Regions from separate parts of the Homo sapiens genome. Here region 2 is linked to region 1. A link is an interaction called in ENCODE POLR2A ChIA-PET data of the cell type or tissue named here. Cell type or tissue: PC-3. All regions are shown on one strand. Each heading gives the region's core, and the rest is flanking DNA. Links, peaks and the distances in the headings are about the cores only.

Region 1 (7,853 bases), core at 1,879-5,878:
CAAACATGATTTTTAAATATTGGAGAAATATTTCTTTCCTTTTAAAGATGCTTGTTTCAAGTGAAAACCTAAAGTTTTTTCCCCCAGCATTTAATGCATAATTTTGTAGGTTAGTCTCATTTGCAGATTTTAGAAAATGCCTTTTTTTCTTCTCCAAGTGTTAAAGCAATTTAGATTAATGGGCCTCGGACTCTTTGATACCCATTTCAAGGCATTTAAAAATCCATAGAAGACGCTACCCTTTCATATGTGGTAAGTAAAAATCTTGGCAGATGAAAGACTCTTTTTTCCTTTTTGTTTTTGCACAAAAGAAAATCCTTGGAGCCACAGAAAAACTGCAGAGGTGAGAGGGAAAATCTTCGTATTGTAGTTTTCTTTCTCCCTGCTTCAGCACCCTACCCCTGGCGGCTGCTTGTAGGAAGTGGGAAAGACCTCGGTGACACCACTGAACAATTGAACCCACACCCAAGCCAGGATGGGGCCGGCTCTGCAGGCAGGGAACAAAGGAAGACAGGCTGGCCCCACGGTGACCCATACTCAACCTCTGCACCTCACGATCACCACTGTAGCTCCCGAAACCAAACATTTACTGAGCATAATATTCCATGTTCTAGTCCACCCATCAGCTCATGGGGACTCTATGAGCACGAATGTTAGGGATGGCTACTAATGAGCAATGCAGGCCCCTGGAGGGTAAGCTGATTCTGAGAACCCTGAGTGGTGCTGACCGCACATGGGGCAGGGCCTCTGTGGCCCTGACTCCTGGGCAGGAGCCCCAAGCTGGGAGCATAGCATGTGGGGTGGAGGTGGGGCTGTCTGTTCCTGTCACTCCTTTTTGACCAAGGCCTCTCAGATACCCCTGATGGCGCGTGTGCTTGGAGGGAAGGAAAGGGAGGCCTTGCTAGGCTGCGGGCATGGCTCCAGCTTGGCGTGCATGTGTGTGTGAGTGTGTCTCTGTGTATGCACTTGGGTCCATTTGTCTTATTTACCAGTTATTGAGGATGGTTATTGAGGGCAAGAAAGAAAAGAGGCAAAGAAGTCACATAGTGTTTTCCCGTACTTGGCCATAGACTCAATCTTTTTCTTTTCTTTGATTGAGACAAATGCCAGGATGTTGGTAAATTTCGTGCCTATATTGGGGGAACATCCCTCAGCCAAACACCCAAGGAGGGCTGTAATGAGCCGTGAGTGGAGGGCTGCTTGCTGGAGAGGGAGGGCTTCTGAAGGGGCCATGTTTACTCCTCCTGGCTTAGGGCCTGGGATGTCCCCCGTTAGTGTCACTGTGGCTGTGACCACACTGATAAGAATTCAGGCATAAAAGTTCACTCTGAGGTTCCTGATATTAACACCACCAAGGACACATTTTATTGCTTTTCTCTCCGAGGACATCACATGTTGAAATATTTTGTTCATCCAATTGCATGTTAGAACTAAAGTCACCTTCCGGGACCTCCAAAAACTGGAAATTAATTATAATCTATTTAATTTTGCTGAAAGGTTTTTGAATTTTAAAACACCAAGTAATTTTTTTCTTTTTATGTTAATCAAAAACATATAAAGAATTCTAGGAAGTTGAAGTAATAGCATCTGGATTAATCTGAATCTCCCAACATATCCTCCAAAAATCAGTAGACAACAACAGGAAGGTCAGACGAGGTGATGTGAAGCCCAACCCTCAGCACATGTAGGAGATGGAGAATTCACAAACTTTAAGCTGCTGGAGAGTGGAGCAATGAACACCAAATCTCAGCAAGCCATTTCCCATGTCCGGGTCTCAAGACAATGGAAAGCAAGGGCGGTATGGGAAAAAGGGAATGGAGGAGAGGAGAGTCCGCCTAGTGGTGGGTCTGAGACTGACCCAAGATTACTGCCCACAGGAGAGGCTCCTACGCCAAAAATACAAAGTGACCTGTCTCCAAGGGCATCACTTCTAGGGCAGAAGCTAAAAGGAAGGAAGATTCTTTGGAAGACAGGGCATAAGTGGGAAGCTTTAGGACTCTGAAGGGCAAGAGAGAAGCAAAAAACATTCGCATAACCCTTCGCCCATGCCCCTCCAAAACAAGCCACCCATTAAAGAAACCACACTTTCCTACGCTGACAGAGAGGGGCCCTTAACTAGTAGTCTTGTAACCCATCCCATAAAATGAATAGGCAGAGCAAACTAAATATATATAAACCTAGTTTAACAACGAGAACCTCTCAGTGCATCAAACTCTTCCTCCCCCAAATGATCACAAAGCAGAAGACAACAGTCACGTTACACTCAAAATTCAGTGAGATCTCATCAAACAAACATTTCAGGATAGAAAATATCATCTTCAATCAGAAATTAAAAAGCTTAAACCAGAAAGACAAAAATAGAAAGAAATAAAGAGAGTTGATTGATCTCAGGAAAGAAAATGAAAAAGACAAAATGATCTCAGGAATAAAAAATACATTCCCAGTTGCACAAGGGATAATAGACAGAAATGAAAATTTAAGAAGAAGCATTGAAGGAAGGCAGGAGAGTAGCTAAAAAATACAAATAAGCTAAAGAAAGAAGAAAAAAGTTCAGAGAGAAAGCAACTGAAATGGAAGAAGCAGACAATATATGTAATTGAAGACCATGAAGAAGAAAAACAAAATGCTGGAACAAAGTTTATATATCAAACTACTACATTGCAAGAAAACCTTTTGGAATTATGAGGAAACTGAAATCTCAATACTGAAGGGGGCCACTGAGTACCTGGATAAACCAAAAATCATCAACTCTGAGACGTATCCCAGTGAAACTATTAGAATTTAAAGATAAAGAAAAAAATCCTGGCAGGGTGCGGTGGCTCAACCTGTAATCCCAGCACTTTGGGAGGCTGAGGCGGGTGGATCACCTGAGGTCAGGAGTTCAAGACCAGCCTGGCCAACATGATGATACCCTGTCTCTACTAAAAATACATAAAACCAGCCGGGCATGGTGGCAGATGCCTGTAATCCCAGCTACTCAGGAGGCTGAGGCAGGAGAATCCCTTGAACCTGGGAGGCAGAGGTTGCAGTGAGTCAAGATCGTACCACTTCACTCCAGCCTGGGCAACAAGAGTGAAAACTCCATCTCAAAATAAAATAAAATAAAATAACCTTCAAGGACAAGAGAATAAGACTGGTATCAGATTTCCCAAAAACAACGTACACGTATGTCAACAACTAAGCAGTATTTTCCAACAGAGTCATGGAAAATATGTACAAAATATTTTATATCAAGTGAAGCTATGCTTAAAGTATGAAGGTTATAGAAAAAGAGTTTTAAACAAACAAAAATATAGAGAATTCTCTGTGAGCCTCTCTTGAGGAATCAACTACAGGATGAACTTCATTCAACCAACATCTGAATGGGAAAACTTCAACAGAAGTATTTATAATAAGCACTTAATAGTCATTTGTAGATCCATGAATAAAAATAATTCAGAACAAGGGTGGAGGAATAGTATTTTATATGTTGTATGTTATATGCCATGTGTCATATATTCTGTGAATAATAAGAAATATGTATCTGTTGATCTTTGCCCCCAGTTCCTGAGACCAAACTCCTACTAAAACCCTTGTAGACAGATGCTGAGATAATCTTTTGTTCTAATATTTGGCTTCGATCTTGGATCCTGACACAGAGCTGCTGAATCATTTGGAATTTCCTGGGCAGTAGGAGCGTCTTTTGTTCCAATGAGGTGACTCTTGGTGGACTCCTGGATTGGGGATCGTCATCAGAAAGGCCACACCGTAATGAGAAGCTTGGAACGTTCACCTCCATCTTTCAACCTCCGGGAAAAGGAGAGGAGCTGGTTATCGAGTTAATTGTTGATCACACCTACATGATGGGTGAAGCCTCCATAAAACACCTGAACTATGGGGTTTAGAGAGCTTCAGGGTTGAACACATCTGTGTGCTGGGAGGGTGGTGCACCCCAACTCCCTGATGACAGGAGCTCCTGCACTCACGACCCTTCCAGACCTCACCCTATTGCGCCTCTTTACCTGAATTTCATCTCTGTCCTTTGTCACATCCTCTATTAATCTCATAAGCTTGTAAATGTGTTTCTCTGAGTTCTGTGAGCCTTCCTAGCAAATTAACCAAACCCAAAGAGTGGGTCATGGGAACCCCAATTTATAGCCAATCAGTAAGACATATAGGTGACAACCTACTACTTGGAATTAGTGTCTGAAATGGGTGCAGTCTTGTGGGTCTGAGCCCTTAACCTGTGCGATCTGACTCTAAATCCAGGTAGGTGGTGTCAGAATGGAGTTGAATCATAGGACACCCAGCCAGTGTCTCTGGAGAATTGCTTAGTGTGTGGGGAATGCACTTCTCACCCCATTTTAGTGACCAGAGCTGTTCTGTGTTGTGTTGGCTGTGTGAGAAAAGAAAAAGTGCTTATTTTTCCGGTAGGGAAATAATGCAACTAAAAGTGGGAGGAGAAGGGAGCAGAAAAGGAAAAAGCAGAACAATATCATTGACTGTGACACCAGCAGTTGGTGGATACCATTAAAAACCAGCAAGCCACAGCAATTGTGGTCAATCTCGTGGATGAGTGTTCAAGAGTACAACAGACACATTTCAGTATAGTATTAAATAATTTATTGAAAACAATTAAAAGCCACGTGGTAAAAGATAAAAATAAACTAACAAGGGACTAGTGGCATTTAAAACGTTGTGAGTACAAATATAACTACTAGAGCACAACTTTTTTTTTTAACAAGTATTTTAAATTCAGGGGTACATGTGCAAGGTTGTTGAATAGGTAAACTTGAGTCATGAGGGTTTGTTGTACAGATGATTTCATCACCCAGGTATTAAGCCTAGTAACCATTAGTTATTTTTCCGGATCCTCTCCCTCCTCCCACCCTCCGCCCTCAGGTAGGGCCCAGTGTCTGTTGTTCCCTTCTATGTGTCCATGTGTTCTCATCATTTAGCTCCCTCTTATAAGTGAAAACGTGCAGTATTTGGTTTTCTGTTTCTGTGTCAGTTTGCTAAGGATGATGGCCTCCAGCTCAATCCATGTCCCTGCAAAGGATATGATCTCATTCTTTTTATGGCTGCATAGTATTCCATGGTGTAAATATACCACATTTTCTTTATCTAGTCTATTACTGATGGGCATTTGGATTGATTCCATGTCTTTGCGATTGTGAATAGTGCTGCAATGAACATACATGTGCATGTGTCTTTATAATAGAATAATTTATATTCATTTGGGTATAGACCCAGTAATGGGATTGCTTGGTCGAATGGTAGTTCTGTCTTTAGGTCTCTGAGGAATCACCACACTGTCTTCCACAATGGTTGAACTAATTTAAACTCCCACAAACGGTGTATAAGCATTCCTTTTTCTCTGCAACATTGCCAGAATCTGTTACTTTTTGACTTTTAGTAATAGCCATTTTGACTGGCCTTAGATGGTTTCTCCTTGTAGTTTTGATTTGCATTTCTCTAACCATCAGTGATGTTGAGATTTTTTCATATGATTGGGCTGGCTGCATGTATGTCTTCTTTTGAAAAGTGTCGGTAGAACAACACTTGAAACCTTCCTAAATCCCAAAAGAAATTGTTTTAAAAACTAAAAGAGCAAAATAAACTCATCACAAAGAAGAAGAAACACAGCACTTTCAACACAATGTGGTAATTTTAACATAAAGTAGTATGACGGAGCTGAGACCAAACGCTGACTTCTGGCCTCCAGAACTGTGAGAGAATAAACGTCGGCTGCCTAAACCATCCATTTTGGGGTACTTTGCTACAGGAGCCCTAGAAAACTAATACAATAACTCACAATCAATAAATCAATACCTCCATTCAAAAAGTAACCAAACAGATAAACTACTAGCTAACTTAGAAAAAAAGAGGGGGTAGAAAGCATAAATAAATAAACTAAGAAACGGCAACAAGGAAATAACTTGACATGAAAGAAGTTTAATAAGCATTAGATCACTTACAGGCTGAGTTGAAAGGGATAATTTCCTTAAAAAATAGAGTTTACCAAAATTGATCCTATTAGAGACAGAAAGTTATCAAGGAACTCTTACACAAAAAAGGCATCAGACCCGTATGGTCTTATAGGATAATTCTACCAAAGTTTCAAAGACCAGGTATTCCCAATGCTTTTTTTTTTTTTTTCCGCCCATTTTAGAGATGGAATTTTAGAGATGGAATTTTTAGTAAATGATACTGAGACAACTGGTTAACCACTTGAAAAAAGATAAAAATTAGATCCACACCTCATACCACACACAAAGATAAACAAGGTCTTGAAGGTACAAACTTAGGTTTGAGCAAATATTAAGCTTGCTCTTGGATAGGGCAACTCAGCAATATAAAGATGTTAGTCCTCTCTATTTTAATTTATACATTTAACACAATCCCAAGAAACTTTTAAAACCCTGACAAGTTGATATTAAAGCTTATATGCTAAATAAACATGACTGGATGTGGTGGCTCATGCCTTTAATCCCAGACCTTGGAGAAGCCAAGGTAGGAGGATTACTTGAGGCCAAGAGTTCTAGTCCAGCCTGGGAAACATAGCAAGATTCCAGCTGATACGGTTGGCTCTGTGTCCCCACCCAAATCTCATCTTGAATTGTACTCCCATAATTCCCACGTGTTGTGGGAGGGACCCGGTGGGAGATAATTTGAATCATGGAGGCTGTTTTTCCCATACTGTTCTTGTGGTAGTGACTAAGTCTCATGAGATCTGATGGGTTTATCAGGGTATTTTTTTGCATCTTCTTCATTTTCTCTTGCTGCTGCCATGTAAGAAGTGCCTTTCACCTCCCGCCATGATTCTGAGGCCTCCCAAGCCGTGTGGAACCCTAAGTTCAATTAAACCTCTTTTTCTTCCCAGTTTCTGGTATGTGTTTATTAACAGCATGAAAATGGACTAATACACCATCTCTGTAAAAAATAAAAAATAAAAATAAAAATTAGCCAGGTGTGGTGCTGCACACCTGTAGTCACTGCAACTCGGGAGGCTGAGGTCAGAGGATCACTTCAGCCCAGGAGTTCATGGCTGCAGTGAACTATGATTGCGCCGCTGCTCTCCACCCTGGGCAACACAGCAAAACACTGTCTCTAAAACAAGCAAATAAATATGCAGGGATAGCCAAAACATATATATGAGGGAGGCTAGCCCTATCAGACATTGAAACATACTATAAAGCCTCAACAATTGAAACTCTCATATTGTTGCACGAGTAGGCAGAAAGACCTATTGAACAGAACACACACACCAGAAATAGACCAAACTACATATGAAAATTTAGTATATGATAAAGGTGGCATCTTAAATCACTTGTGGCAGAGATGGAATTTTTAGTAAATGATACTGAGACAACTGGTTAACCACTTGGAAAAAGATAAAAATTAGATCCATACCTCATACCACACACAAAGATAAATAAGGTCAGGAGTCCAAATGTAAAAACTGAAACCACACAAGAGCTAGAAGAAAACATTGATGAATTTCTCTGTAACTTATTACCTGGATGTAGGGAAAAGCTTTCTATGTCTCAAAATCTAAATGAAATGAAAGAAAAGATTGATAAGTTCAACGACATAAAAATGAAAATAACTTTTGCATATCAAAAGAAAATGAAGATCTGGGAAAAAAATTTGCAGCATATATAAGAAAAGTCTAATATTCCTAATATATATATCTGAGAGAAAAATGGGCAAATACATGAACAAATAATTAACAAAAATATGTTAAAATGTTCCTTAAATATATGAAAAAAGACTCAACATCACTGTTAATAAGAGGACAAATTAAAACTAATTAAAATATATTATTTCTCGGGCTGGGTGCCGTGGCTCATGCCTGTAATCCCAGCACTTTG
Region 2 (7,853 bases), core at 2,332-6,331, 870 kb after region 1:
TAGAGATTTACAAAGGATTTTGCACCTTTCACGTTAAACAGATATTCGGATGGAAAACACAAGAAATTACAAAAACACAGTTCTATCTACGGGATTTGTAACCAGAGAAAAGACAACATTCTGCCCTCCTCTGCTCATGAAAAATATAAGTAATTCTCTAACCAATTAATTTCAGTCAAGTCACTAAGAAGCTAAGTATTTTTCCTTTTAATTTACTATTTCAGAGGGCTGTAAAATAGCAGTAAGTACACTGCACTTCTGGGCTGTGCCAATCTTACAATTGTTTTAACATCAAAATGAGAAACTGTACCAAATTCTTAAGCCATACTTGAAAATTATAACATGCGCTTTGGACCCAACAGACAGGGACAAGAAAACAGGCTTTGGGCCCAGGGAAATGAGCACTTTTGGATCTAAAATCAGCTGTAGCCACTGTCCATGGGACATCCTGAAATGTGTTGAGGCCTCAGTTCCATAAACCCTAAAATACCAGTGCTGTCATCTTCACCTAATAGGATCACATTGGAGAAGTATATAAATGATATGTAAAGGACCTAGCACCTAGGTGGCATGCAATTGTCACATTTCCTTTTTCCTTATTTCTAGGAAACCAGGAGAAATGGTAGCAAATTTATGAATCAAGATCACAAATGGAAGAAAAACTGGGGCTGAGGAAAACCATACCCTTTGGGGTTTGTAGACATAAAGGAAAAATACAAGGCAAGGTTATTGCTCAAGGCTATTCTGTAGTCATAGGGCTCCAACAATAACAGCAGCTATTCTGGACTGGGCACTGTGTTTTACACAGGATGACCAAGGAAGTAGAATTCATACCCTTTTCACAGATGAAGGACTAGAGAAGCTATGTGATTCTCACAGTGAGGAAATAGCACAGCCACCTTGAGAACTCAAGTTTAATGAGGCTATTATAACCTTCAGAACTCACCCAGGGACACAGGGATTGAAAAAAATTCATATTATTTGATCTCTGAAGTAAACCCATGAATGAGAATGCCACCGATTGACCCTATTTGCAGATAAGGAAGTGAGTTCACCGAAGTTAACAACTTCACCCTTCAGATGACAGTAAGCAGCAGTGCTGGCCCTTGAACGCAGTTCTTCCAACCCTAAACTTTTCTTTTTCCCATGCTGCCCATGATTTCCCAACTGTTCTGAGAAGCTGAGGCATTTAGGTCATATGTGCTGGTCCTAGCAGACCCCTCTGTAAGTCCCAATTTCCCACCTCTTTTTGTATCCGTACTCTTTACCATGTGACCCTGCAGCCTCACATACCAAGGAGTGAGGACTATTTCCCCACCCTTGATTCTAGGCTGGCCTTGTAACTGGCTTTGGCCAGGAGAAGAGGTGGAAGTGACAACGTACTCTTCCCAAGCATTAGCCCAGAAGTCTTGGTTCACTTCTGCTCTCTCTTTGGAATGAGAGATCACATGTACGAGAGTCCAACTGTCCCAGCTGAGGACATCCTAGACCAGCCTACAGAAGGACAGCAGCAAAATTTCAAGAAAGCTCAGCCAAGATCACCGAGGAGAGACACATATACACAAAGTATACCGAGCCCAACTTAGGTCAGCAGAGGCACCCATAGAACATGAAGAATAGTAAATGGTGGTTGTTTTAGGTCACTAAGTTTTAGTAAATGGTGGTTGTTTTAGGTCACTAAGTTTTGAGGTGCTTTGTTACACAGCAATAGCTAACCAATATACCTTGTTTGCCAATTTGGATAGCCTTTTTAAAAATATGTTCACATAAAACTTTATTTAACCAAAAGATTTGTACACATTTCTACCTATGTAAAATTTGCTTAGCCAAAAGATTTTGATGCTTTAAAAAAATAAATTTTATGCCAGGTGGGGTGTCCCATGCCTGTAACCCCAACACTTTGGGAGGCTGAGGCAGGAGGATGGCTTGAGGCGAGGAGCTTGAGACTAGTCTGGGCAACATAACGAGAAGTCATCTCTTCAAAAAAAATTTTTGTGAAGTAGCCAGGAATAGTGCCGCATGCTGCTTGGGAGTCCCAGCTACTCTGGAGGCTGAGGTGGATCACTTGAGCCTGAGATGTCAAGGCTGCAATGAACTATAATCGTACCACTGCACTCCAGCTGGGGTGACAGAGCAAGACCTTGTCTCAAAAAAAAAAAAAAAAAGTAAATGAAACATGCACACACAAAAGGTACATTTGGAGCACTGATGCAAATGATGAGATTTGAAACTAATTTACTTTCTGCCACCACCCAAAAAGGTTTAATGCATTTATAATGATACATAAAATACAGCAAAATAAATTAAAATGATGTGAGAAGTGACTAAGAATCAGGCCAGCAAAAAGACCCAGAAACAAGCATCGACTGCATAGATGAATGCTCTGGCAGTTTGCTGCTTTTCGTCCAGGTACTATCTACTCTTCAACTGGTAACAGAACCTATTTATTTTTATTTTTTTCTTGGAGCCCAATCACAGGAGTGAGTTGTACCATGAGGGAAGAGAATTTCTCTTTCCACTAGGCTTGGAGCCAGAGGGATTTAGCCTGTAACTCCTTAGAAACATCACATAGAGAGAAAAGATGCTTAGCAAGGAAGACTTGGAATCCCGTGCCCACCTTTGGCCTTCTCTGTTACCTGTTACAAGAGCCAAAAAATTCCCTGTTTGATGCAGGCCAGCTTTGACTGAGGTTTTCAGTTCAATATAAAAGTTCCAGCTACTACAAAACATGCATTTGAATCTGGCTTTCTAACAGCCGACAGAAAAAAGAAAGTTGATGGGTTATATTGCTCACTGTGTCCACGAGAAGAATCTGACTGCACAGGAGAATCACACCTTTCCCTGAACCGGAAAGAAATCTCTCCAGAAGGTCATCATACGGATTTTATATGACATAATACAACATCACTTAATATCTTCCTAGCAGCCACAACACTACATTTGAAATGCTTTTTCTTAGAGCACACTTCAATACAGGAGGATGGCATCAAAGTAAAGCATAAATCAGGAAAACACTACTCTGTGTATGTATGGGGAGGGAGACATAATATGGTACATGTACCCCACGTTCGGATGACATGGTTGGGTTGGGAGTGGAGACGACTTTACCTCCCAAAGTCTCCGTTGATTCTCTCAGCCAAGCTTTTATTTGTAAATGGGGGGCAATAAGTTTGAGAATATCATACCCTCTCAGCACACTATTTAGCACATACTTAGTGCTCAATATATGGTTATCACTTATGACTATCAATGCTAAGCCCCTGAAATAAGGCTTACGTATATTATCAATATTTAAGAAGAAAGCCACAGGCCTTAACAGTCTAGTTGCTGAAGAGCCTTTGGCGTCACCTGTGAATGGTAGCTACATTCTCAAGTACAGAGAGAAAGAGTGAACTTCGCTTATGCTAAGTGCATAGCTTAGCAGATGAAGCCTATGGCAAATGTTCAAAGCATCTAAAATCTTGCAGACAGCCCTTCAACACCCACTTCTTGTTAGCAAGCAACCTCATGCTGTATCAGGCACTCTCTCAGATGGGACCCAGTGCTCTAGACATGTCTCCCATGCTCACCTATCAAAAATGACCCAATGATCCAAGTCTCATTCTCTTTTGCTGTGCCATCTGACAAACTAATCTGAACTAAGACATAAGCTGATGACAATCCTCATACTCTTTAAGATATTGGAGAGATCCTTGAATCAAATGTCATTTTACAAGGGAGAATCTAAAGATGTCAACTTATCGAGGTGACAGCTAGTTAGAGATGTCATATTTAAGATAACTTAATGAGCCACCTCTCCTAGAGACGACATTTTGACAAAGACCTTTCTTCCTTGGCCAAAATGATGAGCTAGTGGAAATTTCAAGTGCTTTAACAGACCAATATGCCCATTTTGAGGTTTGTGAGACTTTTTAAAACTACTGCAATCAAAGCACCAAGCTTTTGGTCCATCCTTATGGGGCACCTAAGACAAATCATTCCACAACGTTCACATGTTTCAATGAACATGAAGTAAAGGACTAAGTGCTGGAAAATAATCTTCCCAAAATACTTTGCAGATCATCTTGTCTCATGATCTTCCCTGAATGAGTCATCTCAAAATGCAGCTCAAATTGGCAAATTTAGAGATCTAAAATCATCTGTGTTCTGATTACTCCAAAATGTCTTTATTCTTTCACTATATTCTAAACATTCCAGAGTGATGCCACATTTACTAGAGGTCACCAAGTTGCAAGATATATACGAAGCAGATAAGTTTCTATAATGTAATTGTTTCATAACTCATTTTCTCTTCTAATGCTGAAAAGCCTCTGCTTTATAAAAGAAATGCTCTCTGGCCAATTATAGTTTGCTATGTAAAAATTCATGTATTAATAGTAATCCTCAGATGCTTTCTTAACACTCCTCATAGTAGATGTGATAAATTCAATACAAAGGCAGGGTCTCTGAGTCACTGTTACTTTCCTTCCAGTAGCTCTTCAACTTTAAAGAAGATCAAAATCATATGAGGTATTTCTTTCCAGTTTCTGACTCTGTAGGTCTGGTGGGGCCAGGAATCTGCATTTTTAACAAGTGCTTCAGGTGACTGTAATGCAGGTATCCAGGATGCAGGGCCTTCCATGGCACCGAGCAGTGCTGGCTTTTCATGATGCCAATTTTAACATGATTATTTTGCTAATTTCAGGGGGCTTTTTTCTTTTCAAACATAATGTTGGCCCTGTTTATAAAATCTAGACATACATAACCACATACACATACTTCTATGTCACTTATACAACCTCCCAGCACCACAACTATCAAAGCCTTGGACCCAGAAAGGGGATGTGTTAGTCTGAATCATGTGAAATTGCCAATATTCAACACTTTTTCACTTATGAAAGCACAGGGTTCCTATGCTTAAATCTGTAATCTGCATGAGGATGGGGGAACAGACTGATGGACCCGTCTTATTCTGACCACTAATTACACATGAAGCCCTATCACCCCAGGGGCCCCTGACATCACAGCATTGGTTCTCTGATTTAGTCTTTGCAATAACTCTGCAAGGAGGCTGGGCATTAGCAGCTCACGCCTGTAATCCCAGCACTTTGGGAGGCTGAGGTGGGAGGATCACTTGAACCCAGGTGTTTTGAGACCAGCCAAGGCAACAAAGCAAGACCTCTGTCTCTTAAAAAAAAAAAAAAAATTGGCCAGGCGCTGTGGCTCACGCCTGTAATCCCAGCACTTTGGGAGGCCAAGGTGGGCGGATCACGAGGTCAGGAGATCGAGACCATCCTGGCTAACACAGTGAAACCCCATCTCTACTAAAAATACAAAAAATTAGCCGGGCATGGTGGCGGGCGCCTATAGCCCCAGCTACTCGGGAGGCTGAGGCAGGAGAATGGCATGAACCTGGGAGGTGGAGCTTGCAGTGAGCCAAGATCACGCCATTGTACTCCAGCCTGGGCGACAGAGCAAGACTCCGTCTCAAAAAAAAAAAAAAAAAAAAATTAATTAGCCAGGCATGGTGATGCACCTATGCTCCCAACTACTCAGGAGGCTGAGGTGGGAGGATCGCTCGAGCCCAGGAGTTCAAGGCTGCAGTGAGCTATGATCATGCCACTTGCACTACAGCCTGGGTGACAAGAGTGAGACCCTGTCTAAAAATCATCATTATCATCATCATCATCATAATCATCATCATCATCCTGCAGGGTATTTTAAAATGAAATAACACACCCAAGGTCTCATGGCTACTTAGAGGTAGAAGGAGAACTCAATGCCAGGAAGACCTGATCCAACCAGAGGCTACTACTGCCCTTCTTTCAACAGCTCAGGGATCCCCATGGCTGATGTCACAGCCTCAGACCCCCACTGTGTCCTGTCCCTCTCTGACAAAGCATGCTGCACTCCAAACATACCAAGCATTCTCAACCAGCTGTCTCACAGGGGCCCCTGCCTACTGAGCAAGATTAGAAAGAAAAGCAGAGGCTCTTTAAAAAGTCACACATTTGGGATGAAAATGATGACAGACAGAGAGACGAGGGAGAACCTCCCTCACACACACACACACAGAACACAATGCCAATGAGAGCCAATGACCTGAACTCATGGTGGAAATTTTACACCACATTTGGTGTTCAAGACTTCAGAAGTTGAGGAAGTAGAAAACACAGTTTATGAGGTTGTTGTCAAAGTAGCCTCTTTTTATTAAGTTTTATCACTTGAGAGTATGATACACTGAATGAAAAAGGAACGAGAACATGCCTGCTGTAATGAAGATGAGCCTGATGTTATCATGATGCTGTCTGAGCTCTGTGTAGGTATAATTCATTTCATTCTATATCAGAAATAAAAGGCAGCAGAGATAATATATATTATTCCCTGTCATGGAATCTTCTTTCTGGTGATACCATGGTTCCTTTAATATACCAGTGACTAAATCAAATCCCCCTAGAGTACAGTCATGATAAATCTACTGCATAGTAAATTTCATTTTTTAGTGATCAGTATTATATCAAAATGCTACTTTATAGCAATAACTGATTTATACATTTTTATTATACACAATAAAACTACAGTCTTACTTTTATATATTTAATTAACAAAAGGTAATACTTTTTCCTTTAAATTTAGCAACTGTGTCTCTATACACCTATAAATTGCTAATGGCACCAGGCACTAAACACACAGCCTGGTTCTATTGTTAAGGTTATTGGAGATACCTAAGTCAAACTTGATAGGAAGTAGGAAAAAAAAAACAGCCTTAAGCATAAGTTATTTGATTTTTTTCTTCTCCAAGGGAGCTTCTTTAAATTGTTTCTTCATTCATTCAACAAATATTTATTGAGTGACTACTACATGCTAAAATTGTTAAGTAATCTGGTTTTACACATTATGAGTATGTTAAAAGGAATGCTTTAAACCACCTTATAATTGTATATCTAGATGGAACATCACACTGAGTCCATTTTAAGTTCATTTTAAGCATGTGCTTATTACATGATGTAAAGTACCTCAAGCTACTCAAACAGAGAAGAGAGAACAAATAGTATCCATCAAAAACAGGCTGGGCCAGGCAGAGTGGCTGACATCTGTAAACCCAGCACTTTGGGAGGCTGAAGACTACTTGAGCCCAGAAGTTTAAGACTAGCCTGGGCAATGTACCAAAACCCCATCTCTATCAATTTTTTTCTTTAATTAGCCGTGCATGGTGGCTTGTGCCTATGGACCCAGCTGCTCAGGAGGCTGAGGTGGGAGGACTGCTTGAGCCCAGGAAGTCGAAGCTACATTGAGCCATGATCAGTGATCCTGCCACTGCACTCCAGCCTGGATGACAGAGCAAGACGCCTTGAGAAAAAAAAATCAAAAAAACACAGACTATACAAAGGGTGTGGTCCAATTCCTTCTCACCCTCTGTCAAAGCCTACCTGTTACCTGTGAGCCCATTTTGATTCCATAGCTAGAAGCCAGGGAAAAGTAATGGGGCCTCAGACTCCCAGAGTAACCCACACTAATATGCACTCTTCTCATTGTATGCAATAAATCTGCTTTCTGCATATTGAATAGAAAGAGAGATTAAAATGAATATTCACCCATCTGAAAAACTGATGCTCTATAAGCTTTTATGCTTTGCAGCCCATAAAAAGTAAATGCTTTGCTTCTGCTTTGGCTGGTGCATGTTGAAATAAATCATTCTGTTAAACAGTGGCCTTTTCTTCAGAGGGAGATGCTAAAACCTTATCAGTTTTGACAAGTCTCTGACTCCTCTCCTCTCATTCATCTCTCCTGTATGTCCTGCAATCCTTGCTCTTTTAGCTTGCAAGGTCATTTCCAACCCCTGCTAGCCCCAGTTTCGAAAGGAAGCCACACAG

The links. ChIA-PET counts read pairs that join two places held together with the same protein. Peaks named below come from ENCODE experiments on the same cell type or tissue, not always from the same donor. Only the 100,000 strongest peaks of a DNase experiment are listed, where the experiment ranks them.
Region 2: POLR2A ChIA-PET joins it to region 1 with 19 read pairs; 1 of 35 experiments calls an interaction of 5 or more read pairs at or near these places.

Annotation. Positions count from the first base shown.
Region 1 is chr18:8,444,095-8,451,947 of GRCh38, reverse strand. No RefSeq gene overlaps it. Among named protein-coding and RNA genes, the nearest start is that of RAB12, 160 kb to the left of the region's middle. In PC-3, for the core only: no CTCF peak of the experiment used is centred there; DNase peaks (open chromatin) are centred at 3,657 and 4,817; H3K4me3 peaks cover 308 bases; H3K27ac peaks cover 2,311 bases.
Region 2 is chr18:7,575,969-7,583,821 of GRCh38, reverse strand. The region is part of intron 1 of PTPRM (protein tyrosine phosphatase receptor type M); the gene reads right to left. Among named protein-coding and RNA genes, the nearest start is that of PTPRM, 13 kb to the right of the region's middle. RefSeq lists an enhancer at 5,369-6,125. In PC-3, for the core only: no CTCF peak of the experiment used is centred there; no DNase peak of the experiment used is centred there; H3K27ac peaks cover 554 bases.